2 separate regions of the Homo sapiens genome follow, and region 2 is linked to region 1. A link is an interaction called in ENCODE POLR2A ChIA-PET data of the cell type or tissue named here. Cell type or tissue: CD4-positive, alpha-beta T cell. All regions are shown on one strand. Each heading gives the region's core, and the rest is flanking DNA. Links, peaks and the distances in the headings are about the cores only.

The links. ChIA-PET counts read pairs that join two places held together with the same protein. Peaks named below come from ENCODE experiments on the same cell type or tissue, not always from the same donor. Only the 100,000 strongest peaks of a DNase experiment are listed, where the experiment ranks them.
Region 2: POLR2A ChIA-PET joins it to region 1 with 27 read pairs; 31 of 35 experiments call an interaction of 5 or more read pairs at or near these places.

The regions. Positions count from the first base shown.
Region 1 is chr15:34,098,089-34,106,725 of GRCh38, reverse strand. It overlaps EMC7 (ER membrane protein complex subunit 7), which reads left to right and starts at 4,864. Exons shown (of 5, transcript NM_020154.3): 1 at 4,864-5,122. The coding sequence starts at 4,887. PGBD4 (piggyBac transposable element derived 4) reads right to left here and starts at 4,643. Exons shown (of 1, transcript NM_152595.5): 1 at 1-4,643. The coding sequence starts at 4,194. The coding sequence ends at 2,437. RefSeq lists enhancers at 4,434-4,523, 4,554-5,253, 4,863-5,720. In CD4-positive, alpha-beta T cell, for the core only: no CTCF peak of the experiment used is centred there; a DNase peak (open chromatin) is centred at 4,725; H3K4me3 peaks cover 2,586 bases; H3K27ac peaks cover 1,816 bases.
Region 2 is chr15:34,206,478-34,215,242 of GRCh38, reverse strand. It overlaps KATNBL1 (katanin regulatory subunit B1 like 1), which reads left to right and starts at 5,147. Exons shown (of 10, transcript NM_024713.3): 1 at 5,147-5,292. RefSeq lists an enhancer at 604-1,199 and a silencer at 5,203-5,602. In CD4-positive, alpha-beta T cell, for the core only: a CTCF peak has its summit at 5,032 (motif pointing right); a DNase peak (open chromatin) is centred at 5,102; H3K4me3 peaks cover 1,357 bases.

The DNA.
Region 1 (8,637 bases), core at 1-8,000:
TGGCAACAGTGATTGCCTCTTGAGAATTGGGTGACTAGGGAGAGAAGTAGGTGGGAGATTTTTTTTGTATACTCATACCTTTTGAATATTGTACCATGTGCCTTTTGAATATTGTACCATGTGCCTTTTGAATATTGTACCATGTGACAAAGTCTATCAGATAAAGACCACCAAGGAACACACCTGCGGTCAAGTTAAGTTTATGAGCTTGCTGCTGTAAGGAAGACCCCACACCAGAGAAACCAAGGATATAACAGTAAGAGGGAACAGAAGGAAACTTTTTTATTTTTTGAGATGGAGTCTCACTCTGTCGCCAGGGCTGGAGTGCAGTGGTGCGATCTTGGCTCACTGCAACCTCTGCCTCCCGGGTTCAAGTGATTCTCCTGTCTCAGCCTCCCAAGTAGCTGGGATTACAGGCACCCACCACTATGCCCAGCTAATTTTTTTTTGTATTTTTAGTAGAGACAGGGTTTCACCATGTTGGCCAGGCTAGTCTCAAACTCCTGACCTTGTGATTCGCCCATCTCGGCCTTCCAAAGTGCTGGGATTACAGGCGTGAGCCACTGTGCCCGGCCCAGAAAGGAACTTTTACAAGATTTGGGCTTCTGTTGAATGATTGAGGAGAGTCTAGGGAAGCAAGGATTGGCTCTTGATTGGGTATCTCAGCAGTCTGTTCAGAGGCACGAGGAACAAAGCGAAGTCATTGGTAAGAAAGTGGTAATCACTGAAAAGAAGAAGGTTGTTAGGCATTTTGCAGGTGTGGTGTGGCCTTGGGAAGAAGTTTTCTGATGGCCTTGCCACTGGCCCTGTCTGTATCTAGTTGGTACATTACAGTCTGATTAAAATCAGCACTGATCTTTCCTTTCTCAGTCCTGAACTGACTTTTACTTTCTGACACTTGAATGTCTTATCTATTCAAAAACTAAGGCATATTTTAAAGTAAAAAGAATGAAAATAAACCTTCTCCACACACTTCTTGAGCCTAGATTACCAGTTCCCTAGCAAATAAGAAATTTATTTGGCAGACAAGAAAGTCAAGTGTGTGTGTGTGTGTGTGTGTTTCTGAGCAATGCTGCTCCTTCCGATGATCAAATATGAAGAAGTAACTATCTTCAGAAAAAAGATGAAGGCAAGTACCCCAGTACTGCAGTAGCTGATGCCAGGGAGACTGGAGTATAGGGGTGGCTCTGGGCATCATGTCCCCATCCCCTGCCAGGGCTGAGTACTTGGCTCTTGAATCTCTTTTTTCAATTGCTGTTACTCTTTCCCATGATGCTGACTCTAAGAGTGCACAAGGCTAAAACATGCATTGCTCTCAATAGGAATCTGTAGCAGAGACAGCGATGTTTAGGGCCAACAAAGATCTTGGGCAAGTCACTTCACTTTCCACCATAAAGAAAATGAAAGGACTGGAGCAAATGATGCCTGAAATCTTGGCTAAGGCCTCAGCAATCAACATTGGCAGCAATCAACCCCTGCCCTCCTCCCCAATACAACCTTGTTATGTTCACAGTAAAACAATCACAACAGGAAGAATAGTGTAGCATCAGATAAATTGTCTTCCAATCCTTTTCACTAGAGGCAACCCTTAGTTAACAGTTATGTGTTTTTCCAGCTATTTTTGTTCAGAGACAGTATCTCCTTCCCATTTTCCATTTAGGAAAAAAAAAAGTGTAGCTCGCTGCCTGCACTCATTTAGTTTTACATAAACACCCTCTTTGAGGCTGAAGCAAATCTGACTGATTTTCAATGTGAAAATAAAATATAAAAACTGTTCTTGGTGCTAGGCGCAGTGGCTCATGCCTATAATCCCAGGACTTTGTGAGGCCCAGATAGGCGGATCACCTGAGGTCGGGAGGTCAAGACTAGCCTGACCAACATGGATAAACCCAGTCTCTACTAAAAATGCAAAATTAGGTGGGTGTGGTGGCACATGCCTGTAATCCCAGCTACTAGGGAGGCTGAGGCACGAGAATCGCTTGAACCTGGGAGGTGGAGGTTACAGTGAGCCAATATCATGCCATTGCACTCCAGCCTGGGCAACAAGAGTGAAACTCCGTCTCAAAACAAAACAAAACAAAACAAAAACAACAAAACTGTTCTTGGAGTTATTTCTTTTTTTTGAGATGGAGTCTCGCTATGTCACCCAGGCTGGAGTGCAGTGGTGTGATCTCAGCTCACTGCAACCTCCGCCTCATGGGTTCAAGCAATTCTCCTGCCTCAGCCTCCCAAGTAGCTTGGATTACAGGCATGTGCCACCACATCCAGCTAATTGTTGTATTTTTAGTAGAGACAGGGTTTCACCATGTTGGCCAGGCTGGTCTTGAATTCCTGATCTCAGGTGATCCACCCAGGTCGGCCTCCCAATCTTGGAGTTATTTCTAAACAGAACTTGTCTCTAATCCTAATGGAACAGATGTGTATGATGATCGGTATTTAATAATTTTTTTTCGTGTGGTAAATTTCAAAGCACGGAACAACACAAAGCGGAACATCACATTCGGCACAAAAATAGCGCGTTTCTTTCCGGATCTTCTTGCCATCCTTGTCGTATTGGGAGCAGCAAATTTTGCAGCGACCAGTTGGATTCTGTTTCCCGGACGTTGCTGGTATGCTCTTGGGGAAATGTCTTCCAGACAGACGAAGAGGTGTGACATCATCGGAGCAAGGACGACCTCGAAGATGTTGCTGCCCTGGCTTGTGATGCTTTTCCAGCATTCTTTCAATCAATGCCAGTCTGAAGTTTATATGGCTCATCGTGTGCTCAGGATTATCCTTCTTGAACAGGATGTAGGAGTTCAGCACTGTAATGTGTAGAAGATGGTGAAAGAATTTCTTATACCAAACCTTGTGTCTTTTGCGCTCAGATGGATAAGAAGTAAGCATTTGATCAGCCGAGTCCACTGCTCCCATATTCTCGTTATAATCCACAATGACACGTGGCCTTTTAGTTTTCTTTCCATTTCTATTGTTTACTTCAATCACAGTATCATTGTGGAATGTTGACAACATTGTCACCTCCTTGCCGTCACACCATTTCAGTGCCATAAGTTCACCACAGAATCTGGCTACAGTCGTCCCCTTTGCAATCCTTTTTTTCAGATCATTTGGAATCTGTTTTCTGTTCAAACGAGCTGTCCCAACTGCATCAGTCCTATTTTGATGTAATTCTCTGAAAAGCATGGGAGATATATTAAAGTTATCGAGGAAGACACAATACCCTTGGCCAAGAAGGTCATTGACCAAGGTAAGAACAATGCGTGATGATTTCAGGCCATCCGCTGAATCTTTCAAATTCATGCCAGGCCCTGTGTGAACAAGCGCATTCCACACATAACCAGACTGACTTTCACAAAGTACATATAGCTTCAGACCAAATCGTACTCGTTTTGTCGGGAGGTACTGCTTCATAGCTAATGGCCCCTTGAACAGCATCAGTGATTCATCAACTGCAATGTTTCTGTTTGGAGTATATACAGTGGAAAATTTATTTACAAGAAAGTCGAACACAGGTTTGATCTTCTGCAATGAAATCTGGGCCTTTGATTGACCAGCAGATATAGAAGAATTGTTGACAAAATGCAGGCACCGAAACAAAAGTAAAAATCTTTCACCAGTCATAATTTGCCTGAGATAAGGTGTATCCAAAAGAGGCCTTGTTGACCAAAACATCTCCAGCTCAGGTTTCTGCACAATACCTTGCAGTAACATTACTGCAAAAAAGACTTTGAGCTCGTCATTGTCAGTGTCTTTCCATTTATCCATTCGCGAAAATCCTTTCGGACCCGGTGGCTTTGAAGCCAACAAGGCAGCTTGGGCATTTGTTTCTCTAGTAATTTTTGAAACTAATTCCTCAGTAAAGAACAGTTCAAAATACTGCAATGGGTCAGTGATATCACTGACATCGACTTTTCTGCCAGGTGTGCCGGTAAAGTCATACCTTTGACGTGGAATCATAGCACGAGCTGACCATTTCATGGAGCGCCCTGAGTCACTTGATGTAGAGCTCTTTCCATCAGATTCTAAATGGGACAGAGGCCTGATCTTATCGGCTTCTAAAGCACTATCCGAAAAATTATCAGAATCATCTATTTCCGAAAAATCAGATTCATCAAATGAATCTTCAGCCAACAACTGTTCGAGACCGGTATTACTATCACGCATAGGAATGCTACGTTTTCTAGGATTTGACATTTCAGCGATCGAGAATTACTATATTTTGTAGATGGAAATCCCACTACTAAAAACAGAATGCTATAAACAGAATGATGTCTTTTGTTTCAAAAGTCAATATACCAGAACCATGCGAAAATAACAGAAGCGAGATATTTCGTGGCAAACTTTGGGAGTAAGGTTGGCACTGTAATCCACGAGTTATCTCGGCGTAAACGCTGCAGTCGCAGGCACAGCAGCGCGTAATCTCGGGGCTAAGGAGAAATGAGTTAAACGCACACAGACAGAAGAAGCCTTTCATCTCATACGTCTTGGGGAGTCTCTAGAAGTTTTTTGAAAGGTCTCTTCTGGATGGTGTTTCTCCCGAAGCCAGTCTCGTCATCTTTTACTCCCGTGAGGTCCTTGGCCTCCGTGGCTGCCGCAGCAACACACACTTGACTTTCACTTCATGGGCAGTCCCCTTCATAGGCACTTGACACAGGCTCTGTGCGCCGTCTTCCAATCCAGAGTGCCGGGAGTTAAGGGCAGTACTTCCGCCTTACTTCCGCCTCGCTAGTCGATCGGCCATGATCTCTTCCCTCTGGTTGGATCCCACAGCTTATGACAGAAACGGGCGCGCAGTGATGACAACATCAAGCCGCCAGCGGCGGCGGTGGCGGCCGGGAGACTGGGAGGGCTTCCGGGGCTGCCGGTCTGAGTGCAGAGCTGCTGTCATGGCGGCCGCTCTGTGGGGCTTCTTTCCCGTCCTGCTGCTGCTGCTGCTATCGGGGGATGTCCAGAGCTCGGAGGTGCCCGGGGCTGCTGCTGAGGGATCGGGAGGGAGTGGGGTCGGCATAGGAGATCGCTTCAAGATTGAGGGGCGTGCAGTTGTTCCAGGGGTGAAGCCTCAGGACTGGATCTCGGCGGCCCGAGTGCTGGTAGACGGAGAAGAGCACGTCGGTTTCCTTAAGTGAGCATCCTGAGGGCAGCGGGAAAAAGGCTGGGATGGAGGCCGGACAGGGACCCCACCAGGAGAGTTAAGTGTCAGGACGGGACAACGTCGCTGTCTCAGACTGAAGGGGAGGGTGCCGCTAACGGTCTATGCCGGGAGACCTTGGGAGGCAGTCGGATGCTTTCCCTTTCCTGGTCCTGTACCTCTGGAATGAGCATGGCAGGCGCTCACCCCCTGCCATGGTCAGAGCATGGAGTCAGTTATTTCCAACCTTATTTTGGCCCCATGTGGGGACGATCATTCCTGGGCCCTGGGGACAGGTGGACCCTTATTAGTCTCTTGTTGGATTCTTTTATATCTCATCTGGTTTCCCTAGAACCTAGTCGTTTTTTGCATTCACTTCAGTCTTTTGGTAGCTTGTTATTATGTAGAAAGATGCGACACAAGTGGGAATTCTCAAAACCCAAAGGGCTTCTAGTGACGACATAGACTGGGAGGCTAATGTTACTGCTTCTAAAATTAATAGGCTCTGAAATCCCTAATCAAAGCACTTTTTTTTTCTTTTTTTTTTTGCTTGGGGGTGGGATCGTTGTTCTTTTTTACAGTTGAATTCATCGAGAGATTTGCTATATCACACTTGTCATTTATGTGAGACTAGGGTTCCTCTACATTGCTTTCTTGCTTCTGTCCTTTCATGCTATTAGTGGAAGTGGGTTTTCTGTCTATATTAAAAGACAGGATGAATTTGTTAGCACTAGTTTTGCAGCAGCCTGCTTTTGAAATGTCTAGGCACGCGTATGTTGTTTTAAATCTTTCCACCCTTACTTGGAGGTGAAACTGTAAACTGAAAGCAAATAATTAGGAAGTATTTCCTTTGGTGGGTTCGTACACCAGCAAATGGTATCTGAAAATCAGACAACTTAAATGTAGACATTTAAATCCAAATCTGATTTACATATTTGTTCAGATCATCTAAGTGCCCTTGAGTGGTTATTCAACCTCAGATTAATAAATAGTGACAAATTTACAACCAGTATTTTACTGCTGTCTGTCATTAAGAATCTGGCATTAGGGCATTCGTTAGAGTTTACCCTAATTAATGATGTTTTAATGATAAAGTTCTCATTAAGCTTTAGGAATAAGCCTTAATTGACCATTTGGCCACTCTTCTGTATACAGTTCTTTTAAAAAGCATTTAATTTCTGTTTAAAAATAGTATATTAGAAACAAAGTAGGAAAACAACCCTTAATGTTTCATTGTATCTTTCTTTTTATTTTTTTGAGACAAGGTCTTTTTCTGTTACTCAGCCTGGAGTGCAGTGGCGAGATCATAGTTCATGGCAGCTTCGAACTTCTGTACTCAAGTGATCCTCCTGTCTCAGCCTCCTCAGTAGATAGGACTACAGGCGGACACCATCATGTCCAGCTAATTTTTTAATTTTTTGTAGAGACAGGGTCTTGCTATGTTGCCCAGTGTGGTCTCAAACTCCTGGCCTCAAGTGATATTTCTGCCTCAGCCTGTCACATTTTTGGGATTATAGGCGTGAGCCACGGTGCCTACCATTTTTCCAGCTTCTTTTGGAATCATATGACTTAGGTTTTTACTAGTAAAATACAACATGTAGTAGTTTGTATCCTGCCTTTTTCACTTAATATTTTTGAACAGCTTTTGATACCATTTCATGTTCTTTATTTGTATGTAGAAAGGTTGATGGAGAATTTCCAGGCGCGGTGGCTCATACCTGTAATCTTACTTTGGGAGGCTGAGGTGGAAGGATCGCTTGAGCCCAGGAGTTTCAGACCAGCTGGGGCAACATAGTGGGACCCCATTTCTACAAAAAATAAATAATTAGCCAGGAGTGGTGGTGTGCACCTGTAGTCCAAGCTACTCAGGAGGCTGAGGTGGGAGGATCACTTGAGCCGAGGCGGTTGAGGCTGTAGTGAGCTGTGATCATGCCATTGCGTTCCAGCCTGGGCTACAGAGCAAAACCCCGTCTCTCAGGAAAAAAAGAAACATTGATGGAGAATTAATATGAGGAGTTTATGGTGATAATCTTATTGGAAAAGGGGTAGGTAATTTGTATTGTAGCTGTTTTGCATAACTAGCACACAGTTTTGACTTACATTTGTGCTTATTGGAGGTGGCTTAGGACTTAGTTAATGGAGATAAAGGGAATTGGGCCTGAAGACTCCTCATGCCATTTCTTGCTATCATCACAATGTATATAAGCCATAATTTATTTAACCAGTCCTCTGTTTTTGGACAGGTGGTTTTCATGTGTTTTTGTTTGTTTGTTTGTTTACATAGTAATATTATATTCTATACTTTTTTGCACTTTTTATTATAGAAATTTTCAAACATTTATAGAATGGCATTCTACTGTTTTGTTTCATGTCTTTTGTGTACCTCATTAATTTTTTTCTGAAATATTTTTAAATGGTTCTAAGCATAATAGGATTTTACTTGTAAAAGCATTATTATGTATCTCCAAAAAATAAGGACTTAAACAAAAACCACATTACCATTATTGATTCAACAAAATAATCATGCCTTAATATCATCTAACAGTCCCATTTTTATGTTTCCTCAGTTTTCTCAAAAATATTTTTTATATAATTGTTCTTTCAAATCAGGATCCAATAAGGCCTACATTTTGTAGAGTACATTTTTAAGGATGAATTTTAAATTTTGTATTGCAAACTTTATGTTATTTTTCTCAAGTAAAATATTTACCTTAGGATGATAAATATATTTGCTTTTTCTTTAATTATTTCTGATATTATTTGTGTTCCACTGTCATCAGTTTGTTTTTTTCTGGATCTGAAAAAATGTTTTGAAATTGGTTGAGTCAGGGCTGGGTACGGTGGCTCATACCTGTAATCCTAGCACTTTGGGAGGCCGAGGCAGGCGGATCACCAGAGGTCAGGAGTTCGAGACCAGCCTGGCCAACATGGAAAAACCCCATCTCTACTAAAAATACAAAAAAAAAAAAAAAAAATCAGCCAGGCATACTGGCGGTAGTCTGTAATCCCAGCTACTAGGGAGGCTGAGGCGGGAGAATCACTTAAACCCAGGAGGCGGAGGTTGCAGTGAGCAGAGATCACCTCACTGCACTCCATCCTGGGTGACAGAGTGAGACTCTGTCTCAAAAAAAAAAAAAAAAGAAAGAAAGAAATTGGTTCAGTCAGGGTCCCATTAAGAAGTAGAAGATGCACTCAAATTAGAGTAATTCAAGGATAATTTAATGAAGGCATCAAACAGTGTAGTCATGGTGTTGGGAAACAGCCAGATTGTGCAGTACCCTGGAGCTTACATCCTCAAGGTTATTATCACCACCTCTAATCCTGAAGGAAGAGGAGAGTAGAGGTTACTGGAACCTTGAAGGGAAGAAAGGCCTGCATTGAAAGACACAAACCAGTCCCTTAACACAGCCAGTCAGAGGTGGCCTGTCAGTGAGAGGTCTGGGGGGAAAATAGACTAAGCTCATTTTCTTTCCTTCCTCCAGTCTGCAAAGAGGAGAAAGGTAGAGAGT
Region 2 (8,765 bases), core at 312-8,311, 110 kb before region 1:
GAGCATTTTGATTTAGATGTTTTCAGACTTTAAAAATTAATATTTAGACTTATTTAATACTGTATACTGTTTTATAAGATGCTATTTCATGAAGAGCGGTATTTTTACTTTTTAGAAAAGGCACAGGAAAAAGAATGAGTACATTTTTATTTCGGTTTTTTAAAATGTTTCTTATAGCTCTGCCAGATTTTCAGGCCTGTTGCTTTCATCCAGCCCTGATCATGAGGCACCATGCCTAATCCAGCTTCCACAGTCCTCTCCTCCCAGCCTACTGCTGCAGCCATACCCTATTCTCCAGGACCTGGACTAGTCCTGACACTCTTCTTAGATAAGAATAATTCTTAATAGTATTTGTGTTCTCCCATTTAAAGGATTAAGCGTTCAGATAAGTTTAGGAAACACTGCATGTATCTTTCTTTAAAAATTGACAACAAATGTTAGGTTTTTAAAGACCGAGAAGTGCTACAGTAAAGAAATATTTGTTTACTTCAGCAGTTACCAAACTTCTGTGGCCAAGGAAACCACTTTCTTCTTTTTCTCTTCTTTTTTGAACCTATCAACATCTCTTAGAACTGATGTCCTGAAGAACACAGAGCTAAGTTGGGGAAGTAACTCAAGCCAGTTTAGGTTCAGGCTCAATTGTGTTACTGCAAGAGCGGTTCTGCCTTTGTGTCTGGCTCCAAGAAGTGTCTTAGTAATCTTTCTACTGCTCCTGTCTCTTGAGGCTAGGGACCTGCTTTGCTCTTTTAAGTCCTCTTCCCAAGGACTTTCTGCTTCTGATGATTGTTGCCCTGCTAACTGCTAGCGCATTTTATTTCCTGCTTGCCTGCTCGCCAGGAACTCCTCTGTACTTCACCTGTTATGGGGTCCCAGTTGTACTGAACATCTCCCCTCCCCCCACCACCTCCACCAGCAACTGCATACATAATTGGATTTGTTTTGCATATGATAGGACTTTTCAGGTACCCTGTTCTGGTTACCAGGCCATCAGCATCACAGTGAGTCTGTTCCGTGCCTCCTGACCCCACCCCCAACATTGACACTTCACCCTCTCCTGCACCCTGACCCCCAGGTAGTCTAATTCCAGGACTTCCCTTTTCCAAGGCAGCAGTCAACCATATTGTATTCTTCTCTATCTTGGAAAAATCACTAAACTCAGTTTTTCAGAGAGAGACACAATCACTGCTCTAGGCATTGTTGTATATGTTTTATATAGGTTATCCCACTTCCCAACAGCCCCTGAGAGGAGAGTGTTATCCCCATTGCACATTAAGGTAAAAACCGGTGTAGAAACGGCCCAAAGGCAGCAATCTAGGTTTTAAATAGAGATGAGCCTTGCTCCAAGGCTAGTCTAACATGCTGCCCCCACCACGTTCCACCTGGTGACAGTATAGTCTAATTGCAGGAAATGTACTTGCAGGAGGAGAGAGATGGTTTCTTGAGATTCGGATTTGAAAGTCTATAAATACCAAATATTATCATAGTCATAAATGTTTTTGGGTCACCTGATCTCAGTTGTAGATTTACAATAGAGGGCTGTAGATGTAGCAGAAACAAGCTATCTTAAAAATAGGATCCCCCATCACTCAACACCTCCCTACCACCCACCCTTCACCCCGCAAAAAACACTACCAGGGGTTTTGTTTTGTTTTTTGGGTTTGTTTTTGTTTTTGTTTTTTTTGCTTACTGCTTCTGCCATTACTTCCTTCCACAGCCTGCAAAGGAAGGTAGGGAAGGGAGGAGCAGAAAAAAGGGATTGACTTCTCACTTTGACTGCTAAAGTCAACTGCCTAGAATTTTCCAAAGGTGCTGAGGCTGAGCAGTGTGGAATGGGTGAGCTGTTGCTGTCTTTTAGGTCCCTTCAGGCATTGTTCTCTGTCAGAATCGGCATTGGTCTCAATGAGAATGACATACAATGCAGTAAATGATATGGCTTCTAGGACCCTAGACGGAACTACACTTTTATACCTAATGTTATTGCTATCAGTCATTCCTCCCTACCCCTGGCCATCCAGCATCCTGGTAACAAATCAACTCTTCTTCTTCTTTTTCTTGCTTTTTTTTTGGTTGGTTTGTTTTTAAGAGACAGGGTCTTGCTCTCTTGCTGGACTACAGTGCCATAATCATAGCTTACTATAATCTTGAGCTCTTTGGCTCAAGTGATCCTCCCACCTCAGCCTCCCGAGTAGCTAGGACTACAGGTATGCACCACCATGCCCGACTATTTTTTAAATTTTTTGTAGAGTTGAGGTGTTGAAATGTTGCCCAGCCTGGTCTCAAACTCCTGGCCTTAAGCGATCCTTTCACCTTGGCCTCCCAAACAGATCAATCCTTCTAAAGAACTGACTTAGTCATTCCCCTGCTCAATTGTCTTTGCTGTCTCCTTGCACCTCAAACACTTTGCTTGATAATTCCAGGTCTTCGCAACCTATCAGGTGCCTTACGTACCTTTTCAGTCTTCACTCCTGTGACTCTTGCAAGCACTTTTCCCTCCACTCAAATCAGAATAGACTGCAGTACTAGAACTTACTTTGCATTTCCACCTCTCTGTCAGGAACATCCTGTCTGTCCTCTCCAGTTCATCAGGCCCAGCTCCACCATCCCTCCCCTGCTTGCCATCAAGCAGTGTACACAGGACTGCATGGCAGCTCTTTTCTCATGTGGGTCACTCTACACTGTGTCCTTGAATGATTCTGCACCCCGTAGAGAGGGGGATGTGAGGCAGGAAGGCTAACTTAGCTGCGTGTTCTCTCAGAAGGAAGGAATGAAGGAATGGCCAGAGGAGTAGACACCCTTGGAGACTGCCCACCACGAAGGCTATCAGTAAACCACCTTTTTGTACACAAACACTGATGTAGGGATTTTTTTAATGTATGGGCTGTACCTTTTTTTAGTAAGAATTCAAATTTTATTGAGCCCCAAGGGGGAAAAATTCAACTTTATTGATAGGAAAAGTATCAATGAAGAAAGTTGCCTTGCATTTTCATCACTAAAATGACAGTATTTGTATATATTCCAAAAGTAGCAATGCAAAGGCAGTTTTCCTTATTTTTATGTGAAATTATGAGATGTGAGGGCCTGGGCTGCCCATCACTGATACAAACTTTATAACTTGGCTCTGGAGATTAACCTGCCTGAGATCCTGTGCCCTAACAAGCTCCAGAAATGAGAATATCAAGGTTCTTCTCTGGCCTCCAGCAACTGGAGGCCTTGTATTAGCTGAGATTCTTCTGTGTTAACACAGCAGATTCCCTGAGTTCCAGGACTCCATTACTTGTCTTAATTCTTTAGCCTCCCTTGAGGATAACGATCATATAGTACACTCTTTTTACCCTATTCTTCTGATGAGAGGCCAGCACAGTGCCTTTTGCATAGTGGGTCATCAAGAAATTCCTGTTCATGATGATGAAGAAATGACTTGAGAGAAAGTGACTTCACCCATGTGTGTTGAATTTTTATTTTCTTTAAAACAACACATCTACTTAGTGGAAGTCATATTCAGGAAATATTCTTTATTGTACATACATGGAACCTAGGGCTCCAGCTTCCTTTACTCACCTAGCTGGACTCTCTCAACAGTACCACCTGTTAACAGATGTGGCCCCACACATAGGCATGTATGTGCCTTGCTTATGCTTGGTACAATCGAGAAGCTCTCAAAGGTGTTGCTTATGCCAAATATCCTAAAACTATTTTCCCACTGCCCTAAGGTCTTGCCTCAATTTTCAACATGACTTTTTTTTTTTTTTTGATTAAGTAAGGACTCTGTTACTAGGGAGGAAAAATACATAAAGTTATAACAACCTGATGACATCTTAGTTCTGATCAGTTTATCTGACAGGCCTCCCATTGCTCGGAACTCCCACGGCATTTAGGAGATACCTTTTATCACTGCAGTGTATTGGAATGATCTCTTTTCCTGTTTTTCAAGCCACTGAGAGCTGCTTCAGGCGATTTCCAGCACCAGGCACAATTTGCCTGGCACATGGCGGGCCTTCAAAAAGATTGTTAAACCAAACTTAAGCAGCCTGCTCCCTAGGCAAGCCTTGAGTTCCGAAATGAGTGCCTGAAAAAGCAAGCCAAGGGATGTAGTCTTGTGGTGAGGAAGTATTTCCACCAAAGGCACTGCTTGGTTGGTTTCTGCAAGGGGCGAGAGAACCACCATAGACAAACTTGCTCCTGTCACAGCTTGGCTAACCTTGACCGGTGGCTTATCTATGAAGGTGAGCAGCCTGGTTCTAATGAAGAGAACTGCCCTCAGTAATTAAAAGTTCATCATCTACAGACCCAACCCTAACCTCATAATCTAATTTAGTGTTCCCCATCCCAACAAGACCGAACCAGCTTCCTGAGGACAGGTTCTGCATCATGTACATTTCTTGTGTTCTTAAGAGTCTAGCACAAAGTTTGGCACATAATAGGAACTAAAAAAATGATGACTAACAAACACGAAGGGCTTACCATATGCCGGGCACTCCTCTAAGCATTTTATATGTATTAATTCATTTAATCCTCACAACACTAAGAGACAGATACTATTGTTATTGTCCCCATTTTACAGAAGGGGAAAGCAAAGCACCTAGGAGTTTATGTGACTTGCTCAAGGTCACATAGTTCCACAATCCATGCTTTTAGAAACTATGCCTTAGAGCGTTTATTAGTATCATTTTTATTTTTATAGAGACGGGGGCGGAGGTGGGGGGTGGGGGGTAGTTGTCCCCATGTCGTCCAGGCTGGTCTTGAATTCCTGGGCTTAGGTGAACCTCCTGCCTCGGCCTCCCAAAGTGCTGGGATTACAGGTGTGAGCCACTGTGCCCAGACTCTTAGTGTATTTAAATAGGTGTGAATGAATAAATCTCTCCCGGAACCATAACTTTATAGGAAATTGTTTGCACCTCCTGGTACACCACTAAGGCACGGTCTCCCACACTAGGTTGTTCCTAGCGCACGGTCGGTCATTCGTTGACCTTTACCCACCCTCAGTTCCTATCGCAGTATCACTTCTCGCGCCATAGCAAGGCTACCGTGCGAAGCTCTAGCCACCAGGGGGCACTGTGGCCACAGGTCCTTTTCCCCTCCGGCCCTTAGCGACCCCCAGAGGGGCGGAGCCAACGTTGGGCGGAGCCCGCGAGCCGCCCACAGCGCCAGCTATCCCGGCGGGCCGCGCGCGCGGCCGCGTTTGAATGGCCCTGAGTGGGACTCGGCCCAGAAGCCGAGGGACTCTCTAGGCTGCCGGGCGCTGGTCGTCAGCGCCGAGGCTGGGCTGAGGCGCCGCGGTACCATGAGGCGCCGGTAAGTGACTGCCGAGCCGGTGCGAGCCCCGCGCCCGCAGCTGCCCTGCCCTGGCAGGGCTACTCCAGCCGGGCTTGGCCGCGCCCTGGGCCCACCTGCAGGCCCCGCGGCGGCCTCGGCTCGGCCGGGCTCGCGGCAGCGCTGCCGGGTCCCGGGGCGGGGCGGCAAGGCCGGGGCGGAGCCCCTCTGCCGGTCCCTGCGGGGAGAGTCGGGCAGCGGGCGCTGGGGGGCTCCAGGGGACTGGGCCGGGAGAGGCGTGGACCGAACCTGTTGTCACTTATTTATCTTCGGGTGGAGTCGACAGCTGCACCTGGGGAAGGGGAAGGACAGAACGAGTGTGGGGCGAGCATTTTTGAGGACAGGTTTTCCGCAGAGCGCCTAGGCCCGGCCCAGGCATTTCCTTATTTTCCGACGGGTCCTCGGATTCCTGACGGATGAGCTTTTGTTTCGCAGGACAAAAACTTGACATAACTGCATAAGAATTGTCGATTGCAACTTTAAAAACCTTACTGTATTTTCTGAAAAGTTGTTCTGTAAAGTATCTAGGCTTTTACTACGCTCTTATATTGCTTAAATATGGAGATAACAAAGAGTTGGTTTGTTTTCTTGTGGCTTATAAAGTTCCTTGAAAACAGAGATACCTATGTCAGTTTCTTTGCTGATTTAAAAAAAATTGTAAGAGAAATTAGGTGTGTAATAATCATCAGTTCAGCACTTGCGAGAATTATGAGAAACTAGTCCACCTAATAGCTTAAATCTGCTGGGTTTTTTGGAGTTTCTTTGGATAGCCAGCTTCAGACTTGAATTGAAACGTCATCCATTGAGGCTTTTACTTGGCTAATAACTAATATTAGCCAATAATAATATTAGCCAGTGTGATCATAATGATGGGCAATATTTATTTTGTGCTTTCTATGCGCTGGGCGTATTAAGAGCTTTACTTTGGGATATATACTGTTGTCCCCATTTTGACAGTGAAGAAACTAAGGCACAGGAAATTTTAGTATTGTAACTTTTGTACCGTACAGGGTTACACAGCTAATATAATTAACACCCGAGCAGGCTGGCTCCACGCTTTTAACTCTGTTGCTCTACTACCTCCTTTATCTGTGGCTCTTTTTAGTTTACAAAGCCCTTTCATTTCATTTACTTAAACTTCGGAGACCTGAGTGTGCTTTTGTGTACACATACATTCATTCACACACCATTCATTCAAGTTTTCTGCTCTTGATGATTATACTTAAGGTTTGTGCCTGAGCAAAAAATCCATTGACTATTTTAAGATAAATGGAGTTCATAAGCTTTATGTGTGTTATAATTTATGTTTTCAATTCCTTTATATCCTTTCCTGAAAGTTTTGAAAGTGTTAGTCTTAGCAACTTATGTATTACTTTAAAATAAAAAATTACATGTTAAATGTTTTCATCCCTAAAACTTATTGAGTGGTTATTCTGTACTTGAAATGGTTATACTTAAACTAATACCTCCTTGACAAGGAATAAATTTCAAAAGCAAAATCACTTAGTAAGAAATCAGCAGTTTATACTTATCTATAGCAGAGCTTTTAAATGTCATTCATCAGTTACAAAGCTTTCGATTGCCTGTATGCCCAACAGGGTGGTAGACCCAATTGGCTATACAAAAGAAATGTGCCGCAAGAATGACACTATGGACTTTGGGGACTTGGTAGAAAGAGAGTGGGAGGGGGATGAAGGATAGAAGACTACACATTGGATACAGTGTTCACTGCTCAGGTAATGGGTGCACCAGAATCTCGGAAATCACCCCTGAAGAACTGATTCATGTAACCAAACACCACTTGTTCCCCAAAAACCTATTGAAATAAAAAATAATAAAAATAAAATAAAAAATGTGCCAGGACAACCAACCTTAGGGAGATTAATCTAGTTTGGGTTATGAGATTAACAACAAAAAATATATATGACACTCTTCGTTAGTACAGTGGATGAATGCAGAACTGAACTGGGTAAAGCTTCTGCGAAAAACTAACAATTGCAGGATTTATGTAGGGCACTGAACAGAAGGGTGGATGGTGGGGCTAGGCAGGGTTGGTAATCCCAACACTTTGGGAGGCCAAGACAGGAGGATCTCTGGAAGCCAGGAGTTCGAGAGCAGCCTAGGCAACATAGCGAGACCATATCTCTACAAAAAATTTAAAATATTTTGCCAGGCATGGTGGCATGTGTCTGTAGTCCCAGCTACTTGGGAGGCTGGGGTGGGAAGATCGCTTAAGCCCAAGAGGTCAAGGCTACAGTGAGCCGAGATTGTGCCACTGCACTTCAGTGCAGCCACAGAACTGGTGTGGCTCACACCTGTAATCCCAGCACTTTGGGAGGCCAACGGTAGGAGGAAAGCTTGAGCCCAGAAGTTTGAGACCAGCCTGGGCAACATACCAAGACTCCATCTCTACAAAACATTTTAAAATTAGGGCCAGTGGGTCATGCCTGTAATCCTAGCACTTTGGGAGGCTGAGGCAGGTGGATCACAAGGTCAGGAGATCGAGACCATCCTGGCTAACACGATGAAACCCTGTCTCTACTTAAAATACAAAAAATTAGCTGGGCGTGGTGTCACACGCCTGTAGTTCCAGCTACTTGGGAGGCTGAGGCAGGAGAATCGGTTGAACCCAGGAGGCAGAGGTTGCAGTGAGCCGAGATCGCACCACTGCCTTCCAGCCTGGGCGACAGAGTGAGACTCCATCTCAAAAATAAAATAAAATAAAATTAGGCAGGTGTAGTGGCATGCGCCTGTAGTCACAGCTGCTTGGGAGGCTGAGGTGAGAGGATTCCTTGAGTCCAGAAGTTGGAGGCTGCAGTGAGCCATGATCATATCACTGCACTCCAGCCTGGGTGACAAAGCAAGACCCTGTCTCAGGGAAAAAAAAAAAAAAAAGTATTGTCTAGTAACAACAAGATGCATCATAACATTACACTAGTCAGTATTATGTTGATGTTTTATCAATCATTATATTTGTTGATCCATGTTAGTTAATTTGGTGCTTTCTGGAAAATGTATTTAGGAATATAATGTTTTTTAATTAAACACCTTAAACCTAATACAAATGGTACTTTTACTGGGAGCATACACTTTTTAAATTGGAAGGGTGTAATTTGACTTTTCTTTTCTTTTTTTTTTTTTGAGACGGAGTCTTGCTCTTGTCTCCCAGGCTGGAGTACAGTGGCAAGATCTTGACTCACCACAACCTCCACCTCCCGGGTTCAAGCTATTCTCCTGCCTCAGCCTCCTGAGTAGCTGGGATTACAAGCACCCACCACCACGCCCGGGTAATTTTTGTATTTTTAGTTGAGACGGGGTTTCGCCATGTCGGCCAGGCTGGTCTTGAACTCCTGACCCAGGTGATCCGCCCACCTCGGCCTCCCAAAGTGCTGGGATTACAGGCGTGAGCCACCATGCCCGGCGTAATTTGACTTTTCTTTGCCAGGTTCAAATGC